2 separate regions of the Homo sapiens genome follow, and region 2 is linked to region 1. The links are chromatin contacts, found by Hi-C or POLR2A ChIA-PET in ENCODE. All regions are on one chromosome and are shown on one strand. The core of a region is the stretch at or near the end of the contact, and the rest is flanking DNA. Distances in the headings are between cores, read along the strand shown. Region 1 overlaps VAC14 (VAC14 component of PIKFYVE complex). Region 2 overlaps ST3GAL2 (ST3 beta-galactoside alpha-2,3-sialyltransferase 2).

The links. Hi-C counts contacts between places; a loop is a spot of excess contacts on that map. ChIA-PET counts read pairs that join two places held with the same protein, here RNA polymerase II (POLR2A). Pooled maps may share reads with other maps.
Region 2: a map with no recorded cell type shows a loop between it and region 1 (13-fold over the local background). The contact joins two enhancer-like sites. A Hi-C loop is called at or near these places in 5 of 37 single-sample maps with no recorded cell type and 7 of 50 pooled maps. POLR2A ChIA-PET finds 5 or more read pairs at or near these places in 4 of 52 experiments (CD4-positive, alpha-beta T cell, T-cell, activated CD4-positive, alpha-beta memory T cell and 1 more).

What each region holds. Positions count from the first base shown.
Region 1 is chr16:70,735,577-70,739,456 of GRCh38, forward strand. All of the region lies in intron 13 of VAC14 (VAC14 component of PIKFYVE complex), which reads right to left. Among named protein-coding and RNA genes, the nearest start is that of VAC14-AS1, 18 kb to the right of the region's middle. RefSeq lists enhancers at 2,245-2,404, 2,377-2,907, 2,809-2,978. Within about 2 kb of position 2,100, at least 30 of the 41 ENCODE cell types and tissues checked have a DNase peak (open chromatin) inside an H3K27ac peak, as active enhancers do; they include CD4-positive, alpha-beta T cell, where a contact is called at or near this core.
Region 2 is chr16:70,402,969-70,406,672 of GRCh38, forward strand. The region is part of intron 1 of ST3GAL2 (ST3 beta-galactoside alpha-2,3-sialyltransferase 2); the gene reads right to left. Among named protein-coding and RNA genes, the nearest start is that of ST3GAL2, 34 kb to the right of the region's middle. RefSeq lists an enhancer at 1,694-1,863. Within about 2 kb of position 1,508, at least 10 of the 41 ENCODE cell types and tissues checked have a DNase peak (open chromatin) inside an H3K27ac peak, as active enhancers do; they include CD4-positive, alpha-beta T cell, where a contact is called at or near this core.

The sequences.
Region 1 (3,880 bases), core at 850-3,349:
GTCTAGAAAAGGCGTTTTTCTGTGCTGTTTTTCCCAGCTGTGAATCACTCTATAAGGGATTCCTTACCAAGAGCCACACCTCCAAACTGTAGCATCCTCAATCCCAAGAACCTCCTAGACAGCTCGCGTGAGCGGCATGAAGGAGCCCTGAGTGAGAAGGCCAGTTCAAGGAAAGGCCTCATTCCACTTCTTGTTTGGACTGCATTGTGCTGGGTCCCTGCCTGAATCAGCCTGGCTTGGGAGGTCCTGAGTGACTCTGGAATGGCAAAGAGTCTCTGCTCCCTGGCCCAAAGGGGCTGTTTGCAGAATCAAGTGTCACATTCTTATAGATCGAGTTACCCCAGGCCCAGCTGGGGGCTGATCTCTAAAGAGGTGGCTGCAGAGACAGCTGTTGAGACAGCCCTGCCTCACTGTTCCCTCCCTCAGGAGATGAATTTGGTAGGCCGTGGTGGCCTGGCTGGAGGGCACTGGCTTCATGCTGCCCACACTGGAGGCACCCTGTTCACTGCAAGCTTCTCCCAGGTGCTTGTTTGGAGTGGGGAGAGGTGCGGGGCCGTTCCAGCCTCACAGGGGCAGTAGGAAGCACTGAGCATGGTGTTTAAGCCTCAGTTTCCTCATCTGTAAAGTGAGTGCAGTAAGAGCCCCTATTAAATGAGATAAAAACATGTAATGTGCCGGGTCCGGAGCCTGCCGCACAGTCTGCACTCAGTACACGGGGGCTCCTTTTTATTAGCAAGCGTCCCATAGCGCAGAGCACTGCGCAGGGCAGACCGTTCTCATTCTGAGTCTCAGAATGGATGTCTGGGGGCTGGTCTGAAATGTCTGAGTGGGGAGATTTCATTTCTGGCACAAATTCACAGTGCTCTATCAGGATGCTCTGAGGAAGAAGGGGGGCCACCTGTGACCCCCACACATCTGGGGAGGGAGATCAGCCCATCTCTCCGCTGACAGTCTGGCTAAAGATGGCAGAAGAGAAGGGCTGGGCTGCTCTGGACACAACTCTGAACTCCTTAGCCACAGCCCCTAGTGTGGACCCAAAATGGACTCTCAATGTCCAGGCTGCCCCTTGGACCCTGGAGCTGAGGCCCTTAGTGGAAGGGAGGAGGAGGGCAGTGTCACAGCTGCGAGAAGCCGCAGCAAGCGATTCACATCCTCAGCTGAGTGCAGCTCAGCCCTCACAGTGCTCCCAAGGCTTAAAGACTTTCTGCCCTCCCCAAGACAGGGTTGGGAGCCTTGGGAGGGGCTGCATTGAGACCACAGGTTTGAGCAGGGCAGTCTTTTCCCAGCAGGGGAGGTGGGGAAAGGGGCCACACTTGAAGGGGCAGGGAGGGCGGGCTGGACAGGGATGGGAAAGGCCTCAGTGCTCAGCAGGACAGGGTGGGGGCTGCTCGCTCTTTCCCAGCCTCAGTGGCCCCCATCGCCCCCAGCCACTCTGTTGATCTGAGCTGCCCTTTGGCTTGAGATGCTCTCTGAGGCAGGGCTGCAGGCTCAGGAGGAGGAGATGGGTGGAGAGAGAACAAGCTCACCCCGGGAGGGTGACTACAGGAGAAATGGGCCCCTCAAGTATGCTGATTTCCGCCTCACTGCTGCCTGCTCTTCCGCCCACCTCCGGCTCTGGCTCATCTGCTCTTGTAAGCAGGGTCCTGGGCTGGGTGCTGCAGGCGCATGAGGAAAGTGGGAGCCGGGACGGGGCAGCTCAGGGCACGCCCTCCAACACTGCGCTCCGAGGACCTCAGCGGTTTTACTCAGGGGTGCCACTGAGGCACAGCCCCCTGTAGATGGTGGGCAGCTGCTGCAGCAGGGGGCGAGGGAGAGGGGGGCCCACAACCCGGCTGTGTGTCTCGGGAGACAGGCTCTCTTTGAGGGGCCCAGGAGAGTGGGATTTCCATTCCCCAATCCTGCAGAGGGCAGGAGCATGAGGGAGAGTGCCATCCCTCAGCTGAAGGCCACTGTGCCTTGTATTTCTGGTTTGGGCAAGTGAGGAGCCTGCCAGCCCCTGGCAGGAAGTGCACGTGACCGGCGGCTGGCCAGGGGCACAGAGACGCACTCCACACAGAAACCCAGGCTGGCGGGGTGGGCGGCCGGGGAGCCAGCCCTGCAGATGTTACTAAGTGAAACCTGATGTGGTGACATGAGAATCCACAGAACGTCTCACAAACAACCTGCCCCGGGATGTTTTGGATTGAGTTTTGTGGTTATGACGTGAAGAAACCTCACATGTCAGGATAAAAATAACCCTGGCTTCAGTACATAACGCGAGTTACAGTTCAACAGAACCAGATGTGAAAACGTCAGCCACCCAGTTCAGGCCCAGCAGGGTCCCTGCTCCACTCCGGCCTCCCTCCCTGCTGGGGTTGGGGTCCATGTGCCCGGACAGCCCGTTGTGGGCTCAAGATCTGCTGCCTGGAGGATACAAGGGAAGGGCCAGAGGCCGCTCAGGGGAGGCAGCACCACCTTCTCCGAGGCCAGCTCCTCTTCTGTGAACCAGGCAGGGCTAAAGAGCATCAAGTCGTGCTTGGCACAGGAAGTGGTCCACAGAAGGGGTGGGTGATGGAGAGGCTGGTATGGAACCAAGAGGACAGGGTGGGGAAGGGGCAGTTTCCCCCAAGAATCAAGTGGCTGGGAGAAAGGGAGGCTGAGCAGGGTCTTGGGGGTGTAGAGTCTGCAGAACTGGAGGGGGTGCACAGCTACGTAGACAAAGGCCGCCGCAATGGCACCAACTCGGGAACCCACTCAAGGGGCAATCACTTTCTCATCTGTGGGCCGGCCTGGGTCGGCAGGACAGGAGCGCCGGAGGCATCAATCATAGCCAGGAGACTTTGCAGCTGCTCAGGTCAGAGCGAGAGAGAAGCCGATGGGATGCAGCAGGGCCCAGTGGGGACTTCCAGCTGACGCGGCAGTGGAGAGGTCATATAGCAGTCTGCCACCGGGAAAGAGCTATTGCTGCAGGGTGAGGGCTGGGGCCAAAGGCAGCGAGGAGAGGGTGTGGAGGAAGGCACCCCCTGCTGGTGGAGCAGGGGGGCTGGACTGCTGGGGCTTCCAACTGGACAAGGGAGGGCCTGGCAGCACGGGTATGAGAGGATGCCATTCTGGGCAGCAGTGCCGGGGGCCTCAGGCTCAGGTGATTGGTGCCCCTGCCTTCCATTATTTTAATAAACTTTCAAAAATAGGTACTGACCCTTACTGGGCACCTGGTGCCAGGGATTCCGGGGTAAGTAAACTTGGCCTGTGTGGCCTGCCATGACGCTATTCAAACTGAGCTGATGACACAAATCACCCAGCACTGGGCGACGCTGAGGAGCCTCCGCATGCACTTCCAGCTGGGGGTCTAAGAGGTCACAGCCAGGAGGGAACAGATGTGAACTTCACCACCCACCCAGGCAGCCTGAGATAAGCAAGTGTGTTGGAACAGAGGGGCAGGAGAAGCTGGGATCTCCAGGGAAGCCTCCCACAGGGGCCCTCTGCACCGGCCTGTAATAACTAGGACACAAGCAAAGGCCCCCTTCACATGCAGGGAGCATTTAGCCTAGCCCTTGCCATGTGGGAGCTCACAGAGCCCCCAGGCACCCCAGCACCTGGTTTATAGAGAGGGAAGAAGTAGCAGTGAGGTAGGACCCTTGTCCGAGGTCACGGGATGGATGGGCAAAGCAGGGCTGTGAATCTAGATCCCTCTGACCCCAGTGCTCGTGATCCCTACTGCTGCTTCCTGAGGCTGGGAGGGGTGAGTGGGAGGAAGGGGCTTCAAGAGAAACAGGTGCTTTCCTGGGGCTGGTGTGGCTGGAGGAAGTGGTGGCGGGCAGCAAATGACAAGAAATGAGGCATTGCCGTGGCCTGAGGCCAGGAAGGGGTCTCTGAAGTCACTGTGAAGAGAGGAGAGATG
Region 2 (3,704 bases), core at 258-2,757, 330 kb before region 1:
TTATTCTGTAAAGAGCACAAATACGATATATACTACTTTGAGTCTATGATGCATTTCGTAGTAAAATCTAAAATGCTTTTAGGTTAAAACATGTTTTATTAAAGCACTACTCTGGCTGTTGCGTAAGACTAGCAGGGAGACCAGAAAGGAACTGTTGCAATATCCCAGGTGGTGGAGGTGGTGAGAAATGGCTGGATGTACTCTGAAGGGCTTAACTAGTAGGGTAGTTGGAGGGTACAAGGAGGGGGCCCATGGGGAAGGGAAGAGGGGAGCAGGGTGGGAAGAGGAAGACAGGAATCAGGGAGATATGGAGGCTGTGGCCTGAGCAACCTTGTGGATGGGGCTGTCATTCACTATACAGAAAAGACAGAAAATTAATGGGTTTGGCTGAGAAAAAACAAAAGTTCTGGTTAAATTTAAGATGTCTTTTAGGCCAGCTGTGGTGGCTCATGTCTGTAATCCCAACATTTTGGGAGGCCAAGGCGGGAGGATCACTTGAGGTCAGGAGTTTGAGACCAGCCTGGGCAACACAGCAAGACCCCATCTCCACAAAAAAGTAAAAACGTTGGGCATGAAGGCTCATGCCTGTAATCCCAACACTTTGGGAGGCCGAGGCGGGCGGATCATGAGGTCGGGAGATTGAGACCTTCCTGGCCAACATGGCGAAACCCCATCTCTACTAAAAATACAAAATATTAGCTGGGCGTGGTGGTGGGTGCCTGTAATCCCAGCTACTCGGGAGGCTGAGGCAGGAGAATTGCTTGAACCAGGGAGTCAGAGGTTGTGTGAGCTGAGATTGCACCACAGCACTCCAGCCTGGTGACAGAGTGAGACACTGTCTCAAGCAAACAAACAAACAAAAAAGTAAAAACATTAGCTGGGCATGGTGGCAGGTGCCTGTAGTCAGTCCTACCTACTCAGGAGGCTTAGGCATAAGGATCACTTGAGCCCAGGAGTTCAAGGTTGCAGTGAGCCGTGATCATGCCATGGCACTCCAGGATGGGTGACAGAGTGATACCACAACTCGAAAAAAAAAAGAAAGTTTTTTAGACATCCACATGCAGTTGGAAACAGGCAGTTGAACACACCTGTTTGAAGCTCATGGGTGAGGTCAGAGTTAGAGGGATATATCTGAGAGTCATCAGAGTACAGTTCATTCTTAAAACTACAGGACCAGAAGAAAAGATCTAGGGAGGGTCTACCACAGACAAGAGTAGGCGGCTCAGGACAAAGCCTGGGGTACTCTGCTGTCTGAAAGAGAAGCCAGGAAAGAAACAGCCAATGAGGCAGGGGGAAAAACAGCCCTGCATCTGGGAAGCCAAGAGAAGAAAGTTTCGAGAATGAAGGAGGAATTAACAGTGTCAAGTGTTTGAAAAAGTAAGGCGAGGACTGAGAACTGACCACTGGATGGAGGGCAGTGGTGACCTTCACAATGACTGATCCAGGGGTATTGCGAGGCTCAAGCACAGGAAAAGATGCTCAACGTCATTAATCATCAGGGAAATGCAAATCAAAACCACAATCAGATACCACTTCCTGCCCATCAGGGTGGCTGTAACCAACAAGACAGATAATAACCAGTGTTAGTGAGGACGCAGAGACATTGGAACCCTCAGACTTTGCTATTGGGAATGTGAAATGGTGCAGTCGCTTTGGGCAACAGTCTGGCAGTTCCTCAAAAGATTAAATATACAGTCACCATAATATATGACTCAGCAATTCCACTTCTAGGTATATACTCAAGAGAAATGAAAACTTAGGTTCACATAAAAACTTGTACACATGGCCGGGCACGGTGGCTCACACCTGTAATCCCAGCACTTTGGGAGGCCAAGATGGGCAGATCACGAGGTCAAGAGATCAAGACCATCTGGCCAACTTGGTGAAACCCCATCTCTGTTAAAAATACAAAAATTAGCTGGGCATGGCTGGCGTGCGCCTGTAGTCCCAGCTACTCAGGAGGCTGAGGCAGGAGAATCGCTTGAACTTGGGAGGCAGAGGTTGCAGTGAGCCGAGATCGCACCACTGCACTCCAGCCTGGCGACAGAGTGAGACTCCATCTCAAAAAAAAAAAAAAAACACCTCATACACAAATGATTTATAGCAGCATTATTCATAAGAGTGCCAACATGGAAACAACTCAAAGTTCCATCAACCAATACATAAATAAACAAAATGTGGTATATCCATACAAGGGAGTATTATTCAGATATAAAAAGGAATCAAGTTCTGGCACTGCTACAGCATGGATGAACTTGAAAACCCTGTGCTAAGTGAAAGGAGCCAGGCACAGCCTGGTGCGGTGGCTCACGCCTGTAATCCCAGCACTTTGGGAGGCCGAGGCAGACGGATCACGAGGTCAGGAGATCGAGACCATCCTGGTTAACATGGTGAAACCCCATCTCTACTAAAAACACAAAAAATTAGCCGGGCATGGTGGCGGGAGCCTGTAGTACCAGATACTCGGAAGGCTGAGGCAGGAGAATGGCATGAACCCGGGAGGCGGAGCTTGCAGTGAGCCGAGATTGCGCCACTGCACTCCAGCCTGGGTGACACAGTGAGACTCCGTCTTAAAAAAAAAAAAAAAAAAAAAAAAAAGGAAAAAAAGGAATAAGGCACAAAAGGCCCCATGCCAGATGATTTATGTAAAATGTACAGAATAGGCAAATCCATAGAGACAGACAGTAGATTACCAGTTGCCAGGGGCTGGAGGATAGAGAAGAATGGGGAATGACTGCCAGTGGGTTGGAGTTTTCTTCTGGGGTGATGTTCCAAAATTGTTTGTGGTGAATAGGTTAAAAGCCACTGACAGCCAGGCGCGGTGGCTCACGCCTGTAATCCCAGCACTTTGGGAGGCCGAGGCAGGTGGATCACGAGGTCAGGAGATCAAGACCATCCTGGCTAACATGGTGAAACCCCGTCTCTACTAAAAACACAAAAAAATTAGCCAGGCATGGTGGCGGGCGCCTGTGGTCCCAGCTACTCAGGAGGCTGAGGCAGGAGAATGGCGTGAACCCGGGAGGCAGAGCTTGCAGTGAGCCGAGATCATGCCACTGCACTCCGGCCTGGGCAACAGAGCAGGACTCCGTCTCAAAAAAAAAAAAAGCCACTGACTTGTATGTTTCAAAGAGATGAACTGCATGGTGTGTGAATTATAGCTCAATAAAGGTGTTACAACAAAAAGAGAGAATGGTGCTGGGCGTGGTGGCTCACCCCTGTAATCCCAGCACTCTGGCAGGCCGAGGTGGGCAGATCACCTGGGGTCAGGAGTTCAAGATCGGCCTGGCCAACATGGTGAAACCCCATCTCTACTAAAAATAACAAAACTTAGCTGTGGGTGGTGGCAGGGCCAACATGGTGAAACCCCATCTCTACTAAAAATAACAAAAATTAGCCGGGGGGTGGTGGCAGAGGCACCTGTAGTCCCAGCTACTAGGGAGGCTGAGGCAGGAGAAATGCTTGAACCCAGGAGGTGGAGGTTGCAATGAGCCGAGATTATGCCACTGCACTCCAGCCTGGGCTGGAGTGGGGGGCCAGGCACAGTGGCTCACAGCTGTGATCCCAGCACTTTGGGATGCCGAGGGTGGCGGATCTCCTGAGGTTAGGAGTTTGAGACCAGCTTGGCCAACATGGCAAAACCCCATCTCTACTAAAAATACAAAAATTAGCTGGGTGTGGTGGCATGCGCCTGTAATCCCGCTACT